Linked DNA regions of Homo sapiens: region 1 is linked to region 2. A link is an interaction called in ENCODE POLR2A ChIA-PET data of the cell type or tissue named here. Cell type or tissue: Panc1. All regions are shown on one strand. Each heading gives the region's core, and the rest is flanking DNA. Links, peaks and the distances in the headings are about the cores only. Region 1 overlaps LINC01363 (long intergenic non-protein coding RNA 1363). Region 2 overlaps POU2F1 (POU class 2 homeobox 1).

What was found. Peaks named below come from ENCODE experiments on the same cell type or tissue, not always from the same donor. Only the 100,000 strongest peaks of a DNase experiment are listed, where the experiment ranks them.
Region 1: POLR2A ChIA-PET joins it to region 2 with 7 read pairs; 3 of 35 experiments call an interaction of 5 or more read pairs at or near these places.

What each region holds. Positions count from the first base shown.
Region 1 is chr1:167,178,443-167,190,172 of GRCh38, reverse strand. LINC01363 (long intergenic non-protein coding RNA 1363) reads left to right here. Exons shown (of 4, transcript NR_110811.1): 3 at 7,980-8,131. Among named protein-coding and RNA genes, the nearest start is that of LINC01363, 11 kb to the left of the region's middle. In Panc1, for the core only: no CTCF peak of the experiment used is centred there; no DNase peak of the experiment used is centred there.
Region 2 is chr1:167,266,404-167,278,133 of GRCh38, reverse strand. The region is part of intron 1 of POU2F1 (POU class 2 homeobox 1); the gene reads right to left. It overlaps LOC124900412 (a long non-coding RNA gene), which reads right to left. Exons shown (of 2, transcript XR_007066718.1): 2 at 1-11,730. Among named protein-coding and RNA genes, the nearest start is that of POU2F1, 51 kb to the right of the region's middle. In Panc1, for the core only: no CTCF peak of the experiment used is centred there; no DNase peak of the experiment used is centred there; H3K27ac peaks cover 476 bases.

The DNA of each region.
Region 1 (11,730 bases), core at 3,674-6,173, 88 kb after region 2:
AAAGCAGACCCCACCCTCACCCCATGGAATGTAAGATGAGTCCCCTAGAAAGAAGCATGGTAGGATGGGGGTGGCTAAGGCAGAAAGCCCACTGAGCAGCCCATAGAGCCAGAGAAGCTTCAAGAGACCTTCCTGGCTGGGCGTGGTAGATCACACCTGTAATCCCAGCACTTTGGGAGGCCAAGGTGGGCAGATCACGCGAGGTCAGGAGTTCAAGACCAGCCTGGCCAACATGCTAAAACCCTGTCTCTACTAAAAATACAAAAATTAGCTGGGTGTGGTGGCGTGCACCTGTAATTCCAGGTACTTGGGAGGCTGAGCAGGAGAATCACTTGAACTCGGAAGGTGGAGGTTGCAGTGAGCCGGAGTTTGCAGTGAGTCAAGAGCGCACCACTGCACTCCAGCCTGGGTGACAGAGCAAGACTGTGTCTCAAAAAAAAAAAAAAAAAAAAAAAAAAAGACCTTCCTGGCTTCCTTTTGGGATATGTTTCTGGGTATAGGGTTCTAGCTGGCTGGCACTTACAAATAATATGAGAAATGGGGCAGATAGTAAGGTAATTCCTGAGGTGCTGGGTCATTGCTTTTGACCCTTAGAAAGTCCTGTAATCACTGCCATCTCTCCAGCTTGTTGCTGCTATCAGTTGCCTGCTCACCACCTTTGGATTTCATTTTGGGGTCTTGTGGTACAGACTCCACTTCTCAGCATCTTGTTAACTTTCTGTTCTGTCTAAGCACTAGTTCACCCACCCTCGTGGATGTGGGGTAAAGTTTACTGAAAGTGAGGTAAAACACTACCAACTTCCAGCACTGGTTGTCCTTACGTATTTATTTTAATGAAATTGAAACCTAACCATTGGCTGTGCTCAGAATAAACTGCATAGTGTATTGTATAACTTGATTTTGATCACTGCCTGAGAATGCCAATGACCGTTGAGAGGCCATGCTCTGAGGCTCATGTGATCAGTATGTACTACATTGTGGATTCACCAGCATCATTTGAAAATGTGCTCTGCCATGATGACACCCATGCGGGAGCAGGCAGTTTTTTGCCTTTGTACAAACAGCAGGAGACTAACTTAGGGCAGATTAATTTTTTTAGCCTGAGTATCAATTCATACTTATTTAAAGTTTAATACCCCCTATACAAATGTTCAAGAGAAAAGTCAATACATAATCTTGGTAGCCATTCTTAGACAATTATTATAACATGATGACTACCTGAAAATGAAATTTTTCCAAATTATAAAGTGGCTGCTTGATTTTTCACAATGAAAATTGTACAAATTGTTTTCAAAGGTATTTTAAATCCAATTTGTGCTAATTCAGCTTGTGCTAAGTAAGTAACATTAGCTAGAAATGCTTTTAACATATTTGAAAAGTTTCAAAATGTTTTCCTCTATTTCCTTTGTTTTCAATTTTTCCATTTATCCATTTTTCCTCTGCCTTTCTCCCTTCCCCTTGTTCTTTAATTATTTCAGAGAATTTTGTTAAAGAATCTGAGACCATGCGAAGATCTTAGTATTTTTGTTGTTTGTTTATTTGTTTTTAAAAACAATCCCTGTTCATCAAAATCTCCTAGTATGCTTTTCCAAAAATGTAGACTCCTTGGCCCTACCTATGGAAAGGAGTCTGTACTTCTTTTTTTTTTTTTTTTTTTGAGACAGAGTCTCACTCTGTTCCCCAGGCTAGAGTGCAGTGGTACAATCTTGGCTCTCAACAACCTTTGCCTCCCAGGTTCAAGCAATTCTTGCGGCTCAGCCTCCCAAGTAACTGGGACTACGGGTGCATGCCACCACACCCAATTAATTTTTTGTATGTTAGTATAGATAGAGTTTCACCACGTTGCCCAGGCTGGTCTCTAGCTCCTAAACTCAGGCAATCCACCCATTTCGGCCTCCCAAAGTCCTCAAGTTCTAGGATTACAGGCGTGAGCCACTGTACCCGGCAAGTCTGTACTTTTAAAAACTTTCAACTGGGTGCGGTGGCTCACGCCTGTAATCCCAGCACTTTGGGAGGCCGAGGCCAGCAGATCACCTGAGGTCGGGAGTTCGAGACCAACCTGACCAACATGGAGAAACCCCATCTCTACTAAAAATACAAAATTAGCCAGGCGTGGTGGCGTGTGCCTGTAATCCCAGCTACTTGGGAGGCTGAGGCAGGAGAATTGCTTGAATCCAGGAGGTGGAGGTTTTGGTGAGCTGAGATCTCACCATTGCACTCTAGCCCGGGCAACAAGAGTGAAACTCCGTCTCAAAAAAACAAAACAAAACAAAACAAAACATTCCAAGTAATTCAAAGAGGGACTCCCAGCTGAAAACCGTGGCTCTTCAGCATATGACAGAGATTCAGTTCATTGATTCACTTGCTCACTCAATGTGTATAGGGCACATCTGTGGATTAGACACTATTCTTGGTGCTTGAGATCAATCAGAAAACCAAGCTTACAAAAATTCTTGCCTTTGCAGAGCTTACACCATAGCATCTCTTAAAACAAAACAAAACAAAATAAAAAACCCATTCAGACCTCTGCACCGTCCACCAACTCAGATTACACCCATAAACTCTGTTGCCTATCTTGCACAAAATGTTTGTGGCTTGGTCATAGAAGGCTTATCTATGCCTAGATAAAATATGGAAGGATAAGAGCATGAATCCTAAAAGTGAAACCAATGGCAGGTATACAAGAGCCATCGTCAATGATTTCCTCCCTCCCCATACTGTCTTCTTGGAGAACTTGCCCTCACTCCCATCTCAGAATTTCTGCTCCCATAGTTTCTACTGAGTGGGTCCTGAGCTACATGCATCCTATCATGGCTGAGCTGCTTGGACCAGGGGCAGATACATGATCAAGCTGGGTCAATCTAATTTTCTTCTGGAAGTTTAGAATGTACACTTAGAAAATTCAGTGGAGTTGCTAATTAAAATGCTTGCAAGGGTCTAGAGTGTAACATAATGACTGATACAGGTATAAGGAAACCAATAGCACAACTGCTATGGTAGACAGCATCTGATCCATGATCTTGGGGTCTGGGATCCTGCTATGAACTGGATGTTTGTGTTTCCCTGGCTTAGTTCATTTTGTGCTGCTATAACAGAATACCACAGACTAGGTGATTTATAAAAAATAGAAGCTTATTTGGCTCATGGTTCTGGAGGCTGGGAAGTCCAGATGGTGCTGGCATCTGGTGAGGGCCTTTGTGCTGCATAATCCCATGGTGAAGGGCAGAAGGCAGAAGGGCAAACAAGCGTGTAAGACAAAGAAAGGATGGGGGCCAGAATGTATCCTTTTATCAGGAACCCATTCCCACAATAACTAACTGCTCCTGTGATAATGACATTAATCCATTCCTAATCACTTCTTAATACCGTTACTCTGGCAATTAAATTTCCACATGAGTTTTTGAGACCATAGCACTCCCCAAAATTCATATGTTGAAATCCTAACCCATAATGTGATGGTTTCTGGAGATGGGACCTTTAGGAGGTAATTAGCTCACGAGGGTAGAGACCTCATGATAGAATTAGTGACCTTGTAAGAAAAGACATGAAAGAAATTCCTTCCTCTCTCTATTCTTTGCCATGTGAGAGAACCAGAAAGACAGCCCTCACCAGAAACCAACCATGCTGGCACCCTGGTCTCAGACATCCCAGCCTCCAGAACTGTGAGAAATAAATGTTTCTTGTTTGCACCACCCAGTCTGCAGTATTCTTGTTAGAGCAGCCTGAGCCAAGATAGATACAATAGAGATAGTGGCAAACTGGAGAGCACAGGCTCTGTGCCAAGGAGGTGGCCATCATTCAACTCCAGCCGATTGCTGTCACATGTAATCCCAGTTTGCCAGTTTTTCTGATATTTACAGAAGTCCAGAATTCATGTTTTCATATGAAATCTCAAAATAATTATTTTATATTTGAAAAAAATTCGTGTCGTCCAAAGCAAACACAGTTGCAGGCCATGTCTGCTGTAGCACACCAGTTTGCATTCTCTGGCTGCTCCAGCCAGTCTCTAGACTGTCCTTGTTGGAAACAAGGACAAGAAAGTATGGCAAACCAGGGGCTGAGGACGCTGTGTTTGGTACACGTGTCCAGGGAAGCGGAGACAGCCACATTGCAGATATAAAATAAAAGAGTGGTGATGACAAAAGCAGAGATTAAAAAACAACCAACCAACAAAAAACAAACTAAAAAGTGGTAGAAAGAGAGACCTGGGTCCTGACAGCATAGTTTTTATTCTAGTTTTTTCTTCTGGTATGTAGCTCTGGACCTTGGTTTCTGTAAGATAGCCATGTTTTCTTATTATTTATTTATTTATTTATTTATTTATTTGCTTTTTGAGATGGAGTCTCACTCTGTCACCAGGCTGGAGTGCAGTGGTGTGGTCTCGGCTCACTGCAACCTCCGCCTCCCAGGTTCAAGCAATTCTCCTGCCTCGGCCTCCCGGGTAGCTGGGACTACAGGTGCCCGCCACCATGCCTGGCTAATTTTTCTTTTTCCCCCCGAGATGGAGACTTGCTCTTGTCGCCCAGGCTGGAGTGCAGTGGTGCGATCTCGGTTCACTGCAACCTCCACCTCCCAGGTTCAAGCAATTCTCCTGCCTCCGCCTCCCGAGTAGCTGGGATTACACGTGCCTGCCACCACACCCAGCTAATTTTGGTAATTTTAGTAGAGACGGGGTTTCACCATGTTGGCCTCAAACTCCTGACCTCATGATCCGCCCACCTTGGCCTCCCAAAGTACCGAGATTATAGCCATGAGCCACTGCGCCCAGCCTCTTGTTTCCTTATAATAAATCACCTTTTTTTTTTTTGCTTAAACTTCTGTTACATACACACAGTCACTAATAAAGGTTGTGGGTGTTTGTTGTCTTCTTCCTAGTCAAAGGGTAGCATTGTTACTAAGCATTAGCATAACTACTATTGACTCTTCTGTGTGTCAGTGGGTTTGATATATATCAGTAGCAACATATGGTCTTGGCATGTGGTTTTGATTTATTGAAATGAACCAATGTTCACCTAAACCAGTGGTTTCCAGACCTGGCTGTGCATCAGAATCATCTGGAGAGCCTTGGGGGAAAATATACATCCTCTGGATGACCCCAGACCTGGACAATCAGAGACTTCTCAGGTGCAGCCTGGAGACCACATTACAAGCTCCCCAGGGGATTCTGATGCAGCCAGCCCAGCACCTGTCTGAGAATCAGAGTTTGGGAACCACCATGAGAGACCACCATCAGGGATGGGCCATGCCTGAGTTGGGGTTGGCAGTGTCAGGTAGAATCAGTTGCTTGGCTGTTGAAAAAGTATCTCTTCTTTACCAAGAAGTTGAAAAAGAAAAGGGGAAGAAAAAAATGATCTCAAACAGATACCAACTTCCAAATTAGATTATCCTATGTTATAGTCCAAAAGTTTCCCACCATGCCCCCATATCCTCTCTGGAATTGAGGTAGTAGGTTGGGAGTAAGAGACTCTGGAGCCTCTTGGTTAAATTCCATGTGGGAATTACAATTGTCTAATTTCCTTTTATTACATGGTGGTGAAGGAACATTACTGCTGAAAGAGCTGTCTATGAAGCTTCTTTGTAATATGACAGAAGTGCCCAGATGAGTGAGTGGACCCTCAGATCTTGGGGCTAATAACATTAAAGACAGTTGTAATCACAGCCCTCTTAACTTAAAACACTCCAAATACCTCATAAAGGCAGGAGCTTTAGATGGTAATGTGATTTCCAATACTTAAATAAGCATTGTATCTTCTAATATGCACTTCTGGAGTGTGTGAGCTGTTGCTCAGCCAGAGCAGGGGTCACTTAGTTGTAGATCTGGTTACTTTTTTGAAGCTGTTATTGTATATGCAGGCAAGACCTGAACTGGCCGAGCATGACTTCCACCATGCTCTGTTGATCAAAACAGCCAGGCTTTCCCTGATTTAAGGAGAAGAGAAATAAACCCCATCTCTTTACAGAAGGAATGTCAAAAAATTATTAGCCATCTTTAACCTGCCTCTTCAAGTTTCCTTTCATTAATGAGGTCATCTGTTTTGGTTACTGAGGGAAACTCAAAACTCTCGGGACCTAGATACCTGATAATGCTGAACAGCTACATTTTCCCATATATTTTATTATATGGGAATGGATGGCAATAGTTAACTATCAATAAACATTTATTGAGCACTCATGGTAGACGGAACTTTGTATTGTGATAACAATTATAGAAATCAATTTTGTAGTAACAATTGTAGAAATCACAATCTTGGTTTCAGTAAATATACTTGGGCTATACTGAATGTGAATGGGACACATCTAGAAGATAAGGTCAAGGACAATATGGTTCTAAGAACTGAGATGGGAATTTATCTCAGAACCGAGGTCTCTGTGGTGCTGTGAATCTCTGGTTCTTGGCCTCCTTGACTCTTGACTTCCTGATATGACACAAGAACATTGGACTTGGCTTGGCCTTCAAGGCTTATGTCCTCCTGGTTCCACCTTTTTGTTCTCCTGGTGTTTGATTTGCTGCTTTTTCCTGCTCTGTACCCTGAGGTCTCTGCCTCACTGCTCTTGACCAGCTTCTGACCAACACATTGCCTGAAGTCTGACTTGGGTCTATTTCTAGCTCCCGAGGCTCTACCTTGAGGCTCTGCTAAAAGTGTGCAACTGTTCTACACAGACATAGCTGATCTTAGCACACTTTCTCAAAACCTTGACTTACTGGAAGAGACTTAAGTGTCATCATACCAGTGATCTTTAATCTCCTTCATTTCATTGAAGTGGTCCCTGAGCCCATTGAAGAAAATTGAGCATAATTGGGCTGTGCTATTGGTGGAGGCAAGAACTTTGAGAAGAAGTAACAGGAAAAAGAAAGCTCTTTGGGCTAGTGATGTGTTAAAGAGTCTTCATCTATAAGCCATTATGATAGATGGTATTTCAGCTGGCTAAATACTTCAGTTTCCTTTCCATAGGAGGGTTGTGCATTGCCATTTCACTGAAGTCAGGTTTGGTCACAGGACTTACTTTGGCCAAAGAAATGTGAGTGAGGTCACCAAATGGCCCCTAGGGATCCTCTTCTTCAGGCATTCATGCCCTAGTGTAACCCCCTTCTACACTGAGTCAGGGATGGCCCTGTGGTCAATAGAGTATGGCAGGAGTGACAATATGTGATTTCAAAGATAAAGTTATACAAAGCTTCTGACTTCCCATTTAGGATCATTGGTCTGGGAAAGTCATGAACTATAGTATGAGGACACTAAAACAACTCCATGAAAAGACAAACATGGAGAGCAACTGAAGCCCCAGCCAGTAACCAGCAACAACTTGCCAGCCTTATGAATGAGCTACTTTGAAAGTAGATATTCCAGCCCTAGACAAGCCTTCAGATGAGGCAGCCTCAGCTACAATCTCATGAGAGATCTTGAACCAGAGCCATGCAGCCTGAATTCCTGACCCACAGAAACTGTGAGATAATAAATGACTACATTTTGAAGTGATTTGTTATACAGCAATAGGTAGCTAATACCATGAGTATAAGTAATATGTGTTGCTTCCCACAATGTGAAAACATTAAGAGCCAACTTGTGTTTTCCCAAGTTCTCTTTCACTTCTAAAATGATACCTGTTATGCTCCACGCAGAGATTGCTTTATGAATTTGGGTCCTAGAATAAAGGCAACATGGAGTGCAACCATAGCTGATCCTAGATGAATGTGGCGCATGAGCAAGAAATAAGTTTTTGTGGTTGTAAGTCCTTGAGATTTTGGGGTGGTCTACTACCACAGCATAACCTAGCCTATTTTGGCTAATATAGCTACAGATCATCCATATTCCAAGTTAAATTCAAATTGTATCTTTTTTTTAAAGATATGCATTAATGGGGGGATTACTGGAGGTAGAAGAGATATCTGATGTATATGTGGATAGTAACTGCAGGGAAGAGGGAACTAGAGATTCGACAGTCCTGTCCTGAGCATCCTGCCCTGTCCTCTCTTTCAGCAGGCCCTTGTGTCTGAGAATGACTGCTTCTGTGATCTGATGAGCACACGTGGTGTGCATCCAGTGGCTCTGCTCTTAAACTAGGCCCATGACTACCAACAGTCATTCTTCCTGGGCTGCTGAGACCAGAAAATAAAAGTGCCTTCCAAAGGGTGAGTGGGCATTGCTCAATGACTGCTAATAGCTATTCTACATGCTGGGTAACAGTTTTTGGATGAGTTAGAAAAAAATCCAGATTTTATTGACTTTATTGCTAATTATATCATCTTTGGAAAGGAACCACCTGGAGGAAGGGAGGAGAAAAGAGTTCAAACTCATCTGCAGAGTTGTATGTCTTTTCCCAGTTTAGGAGTCATTACTTACATAATCTCTTGAGAGAGTAGCCTGGAACACCATGTGTGGCATTTTTCTAATTAAGAGATGCAAGGTAGGGGAAAAGTATATGAGCATTACTCAAGGTATAACAGAGAGATACAAAACAGGGGAAAAGTATATGAGTGTTACTCAACTGAGTAACAACTGAGAGATACGAAATGGGAAAAATGTATGAGTGTTACTCAAGTACAACTGAGAGATACGAAATGGGAAAAGTATATGAGCGTTATTCAAGTATAACTGAGAGATACAAAATGGGGTAAAAGTATATGAGCGTTACTCAAGTATAACCGAGACATATGAAGCAGGGGGAACATATGTGAGCATTGTCTCAAGCTGATTTGTGAGGTGCAATGGGCATTGTCAGATTCAGGCTCCCAGCATTCAGGTACCTTGAGAGAGGGCCAGACACTAATGCCCTGAGAGGACACAGAGAGAAACAGGAAGCCATTTGCCCCTTGATATGATGAATCCTGGGGTAATTTTGGAAGTTAGCTGGCCTTCTGTGGAGAAAGACAAAGAATCAGTCCAGTTATTCCTTTGCCCTCCTATCCCCAGAGGGGACTGAATTTTATCTCCCCGTGTCCAGGGCACCTCATTCTTATAACTTCTGTGATCATTCTGGTGCTCTTCTCTAAATCTTCTTCCCCAGGTCTGACCTCAGTTGAATTCCAGACCTGAATTTGAAGCTTCCTCTGGGTATCTCCCTCCATGTATGTCTTTCTCTCCTACATGTACCTCAAACCTCTCCATCCACCAAGCCAACTGGCTTCTCATCCTTCATTGCCAATTTCCTTTAACCTCTCTTATAGGGACCCAGGCTAGAAACTTTGCAGTCCTTTCTGACAGCTTCCATGTAGGCTCAGCCTCAAAAAGCCTATCATGCCTGCAGCCCTTCCCCAAAACATTTCTTCTAGCCAGGGTGCCCTGCTTAGACAAAGTGACCTTGCCTCCCTGTCCACAGCTGACTGGACTCGAAGCACTGGCAGCCAAATTACTGAGACTGTTGCCTCACAGAGACAATGGATATAAACTGAATTGTCAAGACCTTCCCTCTCAAAGTTCCAACTAGAGATGCAGAGAGCAAGTCGATTAGCCAGTGGGGAGTAGAAGTTAAAAGACACATAGAGGAAAGATGAGAGGCAGATATAAAATCACGTGCCACAAGTCTGCAAAAGCAAAGGGGAAGCAAGTTGTGAGACAAGAGAAGTCCTTAGTAGCAAGCTACAGAGCAATAGCAGATAGAAGACCAATGGCGTGCTGCTGCTGACGGGTGGCAAGGCAACCTCCTAATAGCACTTCTTCCAGTGCCTGAATAGCGCTTGCGGAGGGCCTGGTTTATGGCTTCTCCTCTGTCATCGTTCCCCTTGTTTGGTGCATTTGAGTGAGAGTCTGTTTTGCACATTTCAGAGTCTAACACCTCCCCCACCCTCTCAGACCCCCAATTCAATCAGTAAACAAGTCCCAGAAATTCTAACTCCAATGTATCTACTAACTGCCACCTCCTCTCTCTTCCCTTTGGCACTGCTCAGTCCAGGCCCTCGCTTTTTGTGGATTTTTTTGTTTGTTTGTTCTGTTTTTTGTTTTGAGACAAGGTCTGGCTCTGTCACCCAGGCTGGAGTGCAGTGCCACAATCTTGGCTGACTGAAACCTCCACCTCCCAGGCTCAAGCCATCCTCCCACCACAGCCTCCCAAGTACCTGGGACTACAGGTGCACACCACCACACCAGCCTACTTTTTGTATGTTTTGCAAAGACAGGGTTTTGCCATCTTGCCCAGGTTGGTCTCAAACTCATGAGCTCAAGCAATCTGCCTCTGGCTGCCTCGGCCTCCCAGAGTGCTGGGATTACAGGTCTGAGCCACCATGCCCGGCCAGGCCCTTGTTTTTTCTCATCTAGCCTGCTGTATGAGCATCCTGACGTGTCTCCAGTTCCTCCCTCACACAGCCTTCAGAGATCCTGTCTAACGCATATTTCAGTGCTTTGGTCCTTGATCATCTCTAACAGGTCCCTATTGCTGACAGGTCAGTCCACATTTCTTGACAGGGCATTCAAGGCTGATTATGATTTGGCTTCAAATTTCTCTTCAGCTTTAGCTTCCACTACATCTATCTTAGTTATCTCTTGCTGCATAACCTATTACCCCCAAATTTAGCAGCTTAAAACAATAAACATTTATCATTTCACATGGTTTCTGGGTACCTGAGAACAGCTTGGCTGGGAGGTTCAAGGTGAGGGTCACTCTCAAGGTTGTGGTGAAGTTGTGATCCAGGGCTGCAGTCATCTGAAGGTGATGGAGGATCCATTTCGAAGGTCACTCATGTGCTGCTGAAACTTCAGTCCCTCAATACGTGGGTCTCTTCATAGGGTGAGTGATCCAAGACAAATAAGGCATAGGAGACAGTGACCAAGATGGAAGCTGGAGTGTCTTCTATAACTTATTTCAGAAGTGGCACACCATCCCTTCTACTGTGTTCCACTGGTTGCACAGACCAACCCTGATACCGTGTGGGAGAGGACTATAGAAACGTGCGAATACCAGGAGGTAGGAGTTCCTAAGGCCATATTATGGGCTGGCTAGCTCAGTCTCCCTCTACAACTTTTGCTTTCTGACCTGTCATACCCTAGCATGACTCTGGGCCTTAGTTCAAGTCTATTCCCACAGTCCAGGAGACTTTTTATACATCAAAATCCTATTCATTTTTTAATGCCCAGAACAGTCACCTCCTCCTTGAATCTTTGATTTCTACAGGCAGAATGAATCACTTTTCTCTTTGAACTGACACAGTCCTCTGCTTTCTGTGTTTGGCTCCATCTTGTGCAATAGTTACCTGTTTACATGTTCATCTGCTTTCTAGAGGAGCAGGATCTTTCTTTACTTATTATTTCTATTATATTCACTGAAGAAAACCCAGAATACCAATAAGAACGAAAAAAAGAAAAAAAAATGACCTGAAATCTCAGAAATTACCCAGAGACCATCATCCTATGGCTGGAGCCTGGGCCAACACCATGGAGGGCAATACAAATGATGGGGCCTGATGGTCAGGAAGGGGCCAGGGCCCACTGTGCTTTACAGTTCCAGCAGCTAGGCCCTTGCTGGAAGGGCCTCGCATGTGTGTTCACCAGGACCACGTCTCCTCTCAGGTGCTACCCTCAGAGGGCTGCTCCAACGGCCTGGCTCACCTGTGATGGGTGCAGTGTGGAAGAAAGAGCACACACAGCCCTGGGATTTCCTGATCTTACATTGACCAGCTTGCAACTGGGAAACTTACTTCAACTCTCAGAGCTGCAGGTTACTTATCAGGAAATCGAGTATCATCTTACCTGCCATTGAGTTTTTGAACAAGGCCTGGCACATCATAGTCGCTCAAAA
Region 2 (11,730 bases), core at 3,835-6,334:
TTGAAAAATAAGAGGGGAGGTGGAGAAGTAGGCCTGGGGAATGTTAGTCTTTATCCTAAGAGTAGCAGGAAATAATGCTATGGAGGAGAATGACATGACTGGATTTGTGTTTTCATAGGATACAGTACCCTAGCTTCAGTGTACAGAACAAATTTAACAAGGATATGGAGGGCTACTATTGTGCTGCAAGGGGGAGATAATCCTACTCAGACTAAGACAGCAGAGAATATGGATTTGAAAATTATTAAAGGATGTCAAATAGACAGGCCTTAGTACAGTAAGAATTTGGGAAGTGAGGGAGAGGGGGTATTAGGAATTACTCCTAAGTCTTTAACTTGGAAAACTGGAATAAAAAAGGTGATGCTATTCACTGACATGTGGGACACCAGAGGATGGCATGCGGCATCAGCGAGTAGTAACTGAGGCCATTGGGATAGATATAATTGCTGGGTCGTAGAATGAAAAGAAATGGAAGCCTAGGACTGAGCTTTCACAAAATCTGACATCTCTGGACAACAAAGGTGGCTGGGGTGAGGTGGCTCATGCCTGTAATCCGAGGCTTTGGAAGGCTGAGGTAGGATCGTTTGAGGTCAGGAGTTCAAGACTGGCCTAGGCAATTTTTTTTTTTTTTTTTTAATTAGCCAGGTATGGTTGACACGTAAAAATGGAGTTAGTTCCCAGACATTCTGAACAGATTCAATTCCAGCTCAGGAACTGGCTGGTTTTACCTGATCTTTAGTTCCTAAACTGTGTCAAATGAACACAGTTACTTAGGAGGCCAAGGCAGGTAGATCACTTAAGCCCAGGAGTGTGAGGTTGCAGTGAGCTATGATTGCGCCACTGCACTCCAGCCTAGGCAGCAGAGCAAGATCCCAACTCTTAAAAAACAAAAAACAAAACAAAACAAAAAACCCAAAGTAGACAAAGCAGGAGTTACCAGAGACATGAGAAGAGAACCGAGAAAGCACGACCTCACAGCTTTCAGGGAAAAAAAGGTTTCACAAAGAGTTGGTGGTTGAGAGTGTCAAACACCACTGAGAGGTCAAATAAGAACAGGTCTGAAAGAATGCTTATTAGATTTCATGACCTGAAGGTCACTGATGATCTTAAGAATACTTCCCAGAATAGTGAACTATTCCATGGCTTAGACTGGCAGTAGAATGCAACAAGAGCACATTCTACTCACTCATTAAACTCCTTTCTTGTTTTCTTTTTTTCTGCCCATCCTTTCTTGCTCTGCACTCTCTCCTGACTTCAATATGGCTTCCTTTCTCATCTTTTTTGTTCTATCTACTCATTTCTTTCTTCTCCATACTTATTGATTTTCTCCTTTGCCTTTCCCACCCTTATTTGATGACAATATGGAACTGAAAATACTTCATTTTTTATTGAATACTTCCATTCTTCCTGTTCTTAATTTTAACACTTTATAATTCAGAATGGTTGAGGATGGTGCTGGTGGCAAAATTTAATTGCTTTTACTTATATGAAAGCTTCAGAATAACTTATCTCAAAGAGTGGGTCAATGGTTTGAACAGGAAATAACGTCCTAAAAAATCAAACTCTTCTTCTATAAGAATATAGTCCCCTCTTATCTGTGGGGGGCACATTCCAAGACCCCCAACTGAAACTGGGGCTAGTATTGAACCCTATATAACACTATGTTTTTCCTATATATATATACCTATGATTAAGTTTAATTTATAAATTAGGCATAGTAAGATTAACAATAAGAATAATAAAATAGAAGTTATAATAATATGTCAGCATCACTACTCTTGCACCTTGGGACCACTATAAGTAAAATAAGTGTTACCTGAACATAGCACTGCAATACAATGATCAGCCAATCTGATAACATAGGCCGCTACTGAATGACTGACAGGCAGGTAGTGTATACAGCATGGGATATACTGAACAAAGGAAAGATTCACGTCCTCGGCAGAACAGAGTGGGATGCCGTGAGATTTCATCTCACTACTCAGAACAGCATGCAACTTAAAACTTATAAATTATGTCTTGGATTTTCCGTTTAATATTTTTGGACAGCAGTTGACTGTGGGAAGCTGAAACCACAGAAAAAGAAACAGCAGATAAAGGGGGACTACTGTTGTCTTCTAGTATAAGCTAAATATTTTGTTCTTAGATCGCTAACTGCTGGATATAATGTGGCACAAACCACCATCTCTGTTATAAAATCTTAAGTTATTAAATAAGACTCATCTAAAGTACTTTTTCTTGAATATTTCCAGGGCACAAGATATTCTTATACAGAAACCTCAGAATGGAAAATAGCTAAGACATAAGCAGTGTTTCACAGAACCATCCATCAGTCTTTTTTAGGATGTAGCAGTCTTCCATGTATCACTTAACCAATCATTATTCTTACCCCATCTTTTTGGGCAGGGGGTGGTAGAATTTAAAATTTACCATTACTAAGACAGGGTGATAGTAAGCATAGAATTTTGGGATGTCTTTTTTTTCCTTGCCCTAAACCTTCAGAGTTCTGCCAGGTGATTCAAATGTTAAGATCCCATAATCTCGCCTGTGTGCTCAAGCGAACACTAACACTTTAAAAAGTGGGAATGAAAAATCTGAACTGTTGAATTAGACACAGTATTTGGCCCCATCTTCAATTTCAGAAAGAACAAGTAGAGATATCAGGGCCATTGCGGCCTTCTGTAGTCATACTGAAGAATGATGTACATTTAAAGTTTTAATACAGTTTTTAAATAAGCCAAAAAAAAAAAGTCTTCTGTAAGAAAACACTATTGTTCTCATCATAGTTCTATTATCAATAATTATTACAGCCGGGCACAGTGGCTCACACCTGTAATCCCAACACTTTGGGAGGGCAAGGTGGGGGGATCACTTGACCCAGGAGTTCAAGATCACTCTGGGCAACATACTGGGACTCCATCACTACAAAGAAAACAAAAACCAAATCCAGGCATGATGGTGCAAGCCTGTAGTCTCAGCTACTGGGGGAAGGCTGAGGTGGAAGGACTGCTTGAGCCTGGGAGCTCAAAGGTGCCGTGAGCTGTGATCGTGCACTCCAACCTGGAGTGAGAGCCTGTCTCAAAAAAAAAAAAAAAAAAAAATACATTTATTTGACTAAGTAAGATTAGCAGCCCCAGAGTTCATCAGTTGCAATTCATTCACTGCAAATCTCAGGACTAAAAGTAGTATGTTTCAGAAGAGTATCTTTCTAAAAGACAACAAAAAAGGTGGAAAACAAGAAGGAGCTGTAAAGGAAAATGAGAGGGTTGTCATTATTTTTAGATGGAAATGCTGTCATTAATGAAAGGCAACAAGCATTTTCGCAAGAACTGGATTTACAAGAAAGCGTAACTTTACTATAATTCATGGTTTGTCCAGAAAACTGAATATATGAACAAATGACAACCAAACTATTTTAACTCCCAACCCTTTCGGAAACACAGTGAGTCTACAAAGAAGTAAGTCTACTAATCAGCAAAGACTGAATTTTAACTGTGTTAAAATTCAGAGTAATTTTGGTCTATATTTACTAGGGCAAAATATAGACCCAATACATAGCAAAATTCATCTAAAAACAAGGACAATAAAATAACAGAAATAGGTAACTACCTATTTAAAATGAAACCTTCCTCATAGACCCACATGTTCTATAGAAATTTGTCAGAAATAGTAAATTCCAGGCAATACTCAAAAGACCTAGAAGGAAAGAAGAGGAAAGGAAGATATTAGATAAAGGAATTATCTGAAATAACCAAGTGAATTTCTGTTACTAGTTTTATAGTCAGATTCTTCATAGTTTCATTCTCTACTCAGGCCTATTAAAATAAAACCCCTTAAACTTTACCTAAAGCAACAGGGTGAGAAGCAACAGATTAAAAGCAAAACATTACATGCTAGAGATTAGAGCTTTAATAATTAAGGGAAAGGAGGGGTACGTAACTAATAAAAGTAGTCAAAAAGTTCTGCATAGAGTAACCTTCTTAATGTGAGCAAAGAAACACACAAAAAGAAAATCTCAACCTTATTACTCTTCAACTATTATAAGGAATAAGAAAACCTAGTTGGGGAAAATCGTATTTTTAGTTAGTAACTGGTGGTCATTCAGAATAAATCAAGAGTTTGCTCTACAATTACTACCCTTGTTTTTTCACATAGAGATTAAACATGAACAGTATGCTCCTGGTTCAGGCTCAATTATTCAGGAAGAAAATAAAACACATTTATTTTAAACTATGGCTTTTATATCTTTGTCAAACTCTAATTTCTTTCACTCTTACATTTTGAAATCCCTTATTTTTCTATCTTAAGCAATATGAAGCTGATGAGAGGGGAAAGACCACAAGTTCAAGTTCTTGTCCATACACTACTCATAACGTGGTTATCCTAGCTTTTCATACAGAAGCCTATGAGAGCTCCCAGTTACTTTCCCAACAACTGCCACACTTCTGCCAGACATAATAGGCAAGGCATAAAAGGTACTGGCCTGAGGCCAAGAGAAAGAAAATTCTTTGTGGCTAAAAGGGGCCCAGATACGTCTCAGGCTGCTGCTCCAGATGGGGCAAGTTGTAAGCCTTGGCAGCTTCCACGTGGTGGTAAGCCTGCGGGTGCACAGAGGGCAAGAGTTGAGGCTTGGGAGCTCCTGCCTAGATTTCAGAGGATGTATGGAAACTCCAGGCAGGACTCTGCTGCAGGAGCAGAGGCCTCATGCAAAACCTCTACGAGGGCAGTGTAGAGGGGAGTGGGGTTGGAGCCCCCACACACAGTCGCCACAGAGGCAGTGCCTACTGGAGCTGTGACAAGAGGGCCACCGTCCTCCAGACCCCAGAATGGTAGATCTACTGACGGCTTGTTCTGTGTACCTGGAAAAGCCACATGCACTCAACGACAGCCTGTAAAGACAGCCGAGGGGCTGTACCCTGTAGAGCCACAGGGGCAGAGATGCCTCAGGACCTGGGAGACCACCCCTTGCATCAGTGCTGCCCGGATATGAGACATAGAGTCAAAGATTATTTTGGAGCTTTAAGATTTAATGACTGCCCTGCTGGGTTTCGGACTTGCACAGGGCCTGTAGCCCCTGTCTTTTGGTTGATTTCTCCCTTTTGGAATGGGTGTGTTTACTCAATGCCTGTACCCGTGTTGTTATCTTGGAAGTAACTAACTTGTTTTTGATTTCACAGGCTCATAAGTGGAAGAGACTTGCCTTGTCTCAGATAAGACTTTGGATTGTGGACTTTTGAGTTAATGCTGAAATAAGATTCTGGGGGACTACTGAGAAGGGATGACTGTATTTTGCAATGTGAGAAGGACATGAGAGATTGGGGAGGGGCCAGGGCAGAATGATACGGTTTGGATTTGTGTCCCCACCCAAATCTCATGTCAAATTGTAATCCTCGATGTTGGATGAGGGGCCTGGAAGGAGGTGACTAGATCATGGGGGTAGTCTTCCCCCTTGCTGTTCTTGTAATAGTGAGTTCTCACAAGATCTGGTTGTTTAAAAGTGTGTAGCCCCTCCTACTTCTCTCTCTTCCTCCTGCTCTGGTCATAAAAGACCTGCTTGCTTCCCCTTCAGTTTCTGCCATGATTCTAAGTTTCTTGAGGCCTTCCCCCACCACGCTTGTACAGCCTGTGGAACTGTGAGCCAATTAAACCTCTTTTCTTTATAAATTACCCAGTCTCAGGAAGTTCTTTACAGCAATGCAAGAACTGACTAATACAGTTCTGAATATGGTTTTTTTTTTTTTTTGAAATCCTAATGTGTGGGAACATACTTACAAAACCAGAGTAAGAACATTCCCAGCCAAAAAAGGGGGCATTGTCAAAAAAAAAAAAAAAAGGTAATATTTACTATTTTGACATTTTTCAGAATGAAAACCATTCACCAAAAAAAGCATTTATTCCTGATAAGCAAATATAAGAATACAGAAAATGAATTTATTAATGGCAAGTATTCCTAGTCTTACAAAAAACTGTATACTGTTCATTCTAACATACTGCGGACATTCTTTTATTTCTGTGGACAGCAAACCTGTCGTGTAAAAAGTCAGAAAGTAAACATTTTAGTGTTTATGGGACACATGGTCTCTGCCACAACTATTCAACTCTGCTGTTGCAGCATAAAAGCAGCTATAGATATTACAGAGACAATGCATAAACAAATGGGTATGGTTATATCCCAATAAAAGTTTATGAATATTGATGTTTCAATTTCATATAATTATAATGTCATGAAATATTATGCTTTTTATTTTCCCCCACAAAAAAATGTAGAAATCATTCTTAGCTCAAGGGCCATACAAAAACAGAAAACACGAATTTGACCTGAGGACCATTGTTTGCCTATTCCTACATTATTTCCAATGTTTGTGGAAATAAAAATTTATAAATGTCTATAAAAATATTCTCTTTCTTGATGGTTCACTAATTCACCACTTCCAGTTCTAAGCCTTCCACAGAAACTCTCTGAGGTCCTCATTTCATCAGATTCCTTCCCTCCTTACACATCCCTCTCCCCAGGGCACAGCTTGAATGTTTTAAATCAAAATCTACTCATGTCAGAAAATAAGCCACCCATCTCAACTTTTTACACATCCTACTTCCTTGAAATACTGTAAAGCTCCAAATCTTTTCATGCTCAATCTTTGAATAAATATAGAAGTCTGACCAATCTTATTATGCCTTTTCTCTTTCAACCATCATTGAATTTTAATTCTCTACAATGAGACCCCTGTGAAGTCTTGGCAGTTCGGGTGTCTTGTTGAAAAGGCAAGTTTTAGTCACAAATACATTTAATGTTTAAAATCTCTCCATTAATTGTCCAAATGGCTTCTAAGGAAACTCAGGAAAAGAGTTTCAGTTTATTGTTTTAAATGGCTTCTCTCCCACTTTCCCAGTTAGGTGTTCTTTTTAATTTTTATTCTTTTTAAAATTTACTATTTGTCTAATGACTATTATTGTATTAATATTAGGATAATAACCGAAAATGTTTTAAGGACTTGATACCTCTTTAAATCTAAAGCCACAAGGTTCTAAAATGTTAAGTTATTTAAATAATTAAAACAATGCTAGCATAAATTCAACTTTTCACAATATTTGAAATGTGTTAACACTGGCTTGGAAAGGTACAATCACAAACCTGAAAAATGTCAAGAAATAATTCATTTCATAAAGTGACCCTGTATGTGGGGAACTGTATAAATGTGTAGTCTCTGCTGTAGAGCTTTCAGATTAGCATAGAGAAACATTCAGGAGTTAGTGAAAAACCATGTGGAAGGGGCAGAAATGTGCTGGGCAGGAGACGGAGCATTCAACAGAGAATGAAATTTCACTCTCCATCTCTCCCTATCCACAAACAAGTGTTTAAATGCACCCATATTAAAACTGTTCCCAGTAAATTCAGGATAACAGTAACAGCAAAAATGCCACAGTTCAGCAATCTGTGTTTGACTATGGAGTGATTTCTCCTGAAGACAGATGCCACCCCAAGGAACAAAAGCAGAAAAACAATCCAATGTATGACCAGAGGCAGAGGCAAAAGCAAGAAAATATTAGAACTACAAGTCTGACTCTCTGTCTGTCTCTCTCTCTCTGTCTCTTCTCTCTCTCCTCTGAGATTCCTGGCTACATCTTTAGAACATCCTACACAGACAACAGGAATGGTAATTTCCTACATAACACACAGCAAGAAGCTCTTTGCCTTTTATTTTGCTGCCAAGTACATAAACCAAAGGCTTCTTGCAGACTGCTGTACCCAAAAAAACAAAACAAGGAATACTTCCTGAAAAGCAATATTCAGGGTCCATAAAGAGTCAAAACATTTCCTCAAGTAGTTAACAGGCCTTTTTTTTTTAACTTCAGCTATGCTAGTCAGATTTTAATATAAGAAATTCTTAGGACCAAAAATGTTGAATGTGCTATGTATATTTATTTGAAGAACATATGGGGAAAAAAATAGGAATACTAAAAATTTCCTCATGAAATTTTCAAAATAAAATGTTACTACTGTTCCTACAAAGGAATTACTTCTTTAATCCCTTTAATGTTGTTTTTAACACCACTGAATCACCTCTATAATCCTAAAAGGGCAGACCCACAAACTCAGGGAGAGTTCAAGGTGGTCACTAAATGTTAAGTCACAAATTGCCCACCATTAGCTCAACGTCAGAAAAAAAAGAAAACATACGTTGTCCTAAGTTCGACTCTTACTCTTTTTTTTTTTTTTTTGAGACAGAGACTCACACTGTTGTCCAGGTTGGAGTGCAGTGGCGGGATCTCGGCTCACTGCAACCTCTGTCACCCAGGTTCAAGTGCTTCTCCTGTCTCAGCCTCCCAAATAGCTGGGATTTATAGGCATGTGCCACCACACCTGGCTAATTTTTGTATTTTTAGTAGAGACAAGGTTTCGCCATGTTGGCCAGGCTGGTCTCAAACTCCTAATCTCAGGTGATCTGCCCACCACGGCCTCCCAAAGTGCTGGGATTATAGGCGTGAGTCACCGCGCCCAACCCAACTCTTGCTCTTTACCATATTAAAATAACAGAGTTTTAATTTCAAAACAATACTAAAAAAGAAATACTATTCCTTCTCCTCCTTTGTCACTCTCTTTCCATCTCTCAGACATCCTTCAACTCTACCACAAACCACTTATTAACTGTCCGATTTCTTTCAAAGAATATAAATAAATAAAACCTTAGTCCCAATCTCCAGTCATCAGCTATTTATTCTTTGCTGTAAACTAAGGAGGTCTCTATTTCAATAGACTTGCTAACCTGACAATGTTTTTCTCAACGGTTAACAGTAGGCAAATACCTAGAACCATACACTCCTTTGCAAACGTAACTGACATTTGTCAGCATTATTAAAACAACTTTACAATTAGCAGGCTAATTTCAAGTTTGTAGAAAATGAAATTTCAATAATTTCTCACATTTTAAGTTTGGATCTACATAGGTTACTTCTTTTTTTTAATTTCCCACTTAAAGCTTGTTTGTTATTTCTCAGTTCAATCCCAATGAAAAGTAATGCAACACAACAAACCTACAGTAAAGCCATCTCCATGACACCAAAGAGCCAACATCCAATAAGTAGGAGCAGATTAGCAAGAATTTCTGATCATTACATGAACTGCTCTCAGCAATTAAATTTATTCCCACCTGCCTGTCTTGTTACACGGACAAAGGGAGGAAAAACTATAGTGAATGTAAATCAAAGTTATTACTTTAAAAATACAGGATTTTTAAGCTATAGGATTAAAAGACAGAGAATAGAGAACAACAACAGTAAAATCTCTGGATCTTTCCACTTGCCCTGGATTCCTGGGTTGCAGCTTCTCTAACAGCTCATTTTCCCTTCTTGTGAGGTTTTACTACTCGGTGTGCATTGCTCTCCACTTCCACTTCTACCCCTGTAGGTTTTTAAAAGGAGATAAAGCAACTGTATAAGAATGCCTAAAGACATCAAAGACCCAAAGCTTCACTGGTTGTGTGTGGCATAGGAGGAAGAGGAGGAAAACGTGAGGTAATGAGGATCTGCTGTATTTACCTTATGTGCAGGGCATGTGGACAACAATAGAAACCATGTAGGGTGCACTTTTGGTCAAAAAAGAACATGGCAGCCTAATGGGAGGCCTTTGTTCTTCAAAAGGGTCTCCTTTCCCCCTTTTGTGCTCCACTTAATTCATGGCATCTGAGCTGCTCTTGAACTTGACAGACTGAGAGAAAGAAAGGGGGAGTCAGACACACAAACAGAAAGGAAAATGAAAGACTTCAAAGAGAATTAATTTGAAAAAATTAGTTCTACTGCCAGTTTTTTGATGAAGTTTTGGAATTTTAAGGGAGTTGGAAAGTAATGAACTGCTGAAATAAATTTAATTTTCCCAGAAATTGTAATGAATAATAAAGTAGATAAATAAGGTATAAAATATAATTATATCCTAATAATTTGTTAGTAGATTTTTTCCTGCTACATGTATTTCTTGAAATAATAGTAAGAAAATGTCTGATATTCAACAGATTACATGAAAGATAACATTCTACAAGCAGAACCAATATCTAAGTGATTTCCCAGCTGAAGGGAATTTTACTTGAGTCACGCTGAAGAACACCACAAAACCACCAGCGCCACCTGCAGGGTAAACACAGATTAGCAGTTTACCACACTGGTATTTCAAAGCCCAAGATTTTAAAAAAGACACAGTAGGCCGGGCACGGTGGCTCACACCTGTAATCCCAGCACTTTGGGAGGCTCGAGGCAGGCAGATCATGAGGTCAGGAGATCAAGACCATCCTGGCTAACACAGTAAAACCCATCTCTACTAAAAATACCAAAAATTAGCCAGGCCTGGTGGCAGGCACCTGTAGTCCCAGCTACTAGGGAGGCTGAAGCAGGAGAATGGCATGAACCTGGGAGGCGGAGCTTGCAGTGAGTCAAGATCGCACCACTGCACTCCAGCCTGGGCAACAGAGCAACAAACACTCCATCTCAAAAAAAAAAAAAAAAAAAAAAAAAGACACAGTAACTGTGATACTTTCACAATGAAGAATTTTAAAATGTTTTAAAGCAGTAAATAACTTCAGATGAAGAACAATGCCCTAGGAATCTCTGGCCAATTTTAGGTATTTATTAATATAAAAACAGAACTGCAGAAAGATCGGTAGCTATGTACTAATACAAAGGACTGCTTCAAAATCTTAAAAGAGCTAGTTATAAGTAAGATCACTGTCTCACGGTTTTAGTTTTTTTTTCCTGATTGTAAAACATTACAATACAATCAAACAAGTCTGAAATATAGGAAACTATCCTATTCCCATTACATTTAGTATTTATTCCTCCAGGTCTCTCTTCTATGCATGTCTTGCATATATAGTTTGGTATCACATGCCATACCTACTACTTTTGTGGGTTTTTTTTTTCCTTTTTACAGCTTCCTTCCCCCCACCCCATTTAATATATTTGATAGCTCTTTTTATATCAGTACACATTATACCTTCATTTTTTGGTGGTGTATAGTATTTTACTTCAAGGATATACTAATGATTTGTGATCAATAATACTGATCACAATACTAATACTATTAATACAGGTATTGGGTTGTTTCTAATTTTTCCACTTTACAAACAAACCTCCAAGAAACAGCACTTTTCATATCTTTCCTTACTGGTGTAAAAATGTCTGTAAACAAATGGCTAGAGACAGAATTCCTAAGTGAAATAATATGAACATTTTGCGGTGTCTCACGCCGGTAATCCCAGTACTTTGGGAGACCAAGACAGGCAGATCATGAGGTCAGGAGATCAAGACCATCCTGGCCAACACGATATAACCCCATCTCTACTAAAAATACAAACATTAGCTGGGTGTGGTGGCACGTGCCTGTAATCCCAGCTACTTGGGAGGCTGAGGCAGAAGAACCGCTTGAACCCAGCAGGTGGAGATTGCAGTGAGCCAAGATCATGCTACTGCACCCCAGCCTGGCAACAGAGCGAGACTCCATCTCAAAAAAAAAAAAAAAAAAAATTAATAGTATTACCAAATTGTGCCAAAGTACCTTCCCAATATTATGTGACAGTGGCTGTTTCCCTTGATCCCAGACAACAATCTTTTAAATATTTGACATTCTGATACTGATTTTGTTTTAATAATTCTAGAACATCTGCACATACCTCTTCAAATTGAGATTATGACACACTTAATTACCGATGAAAAGATTTTGTAAAAGCACTACTTTTAAACCAC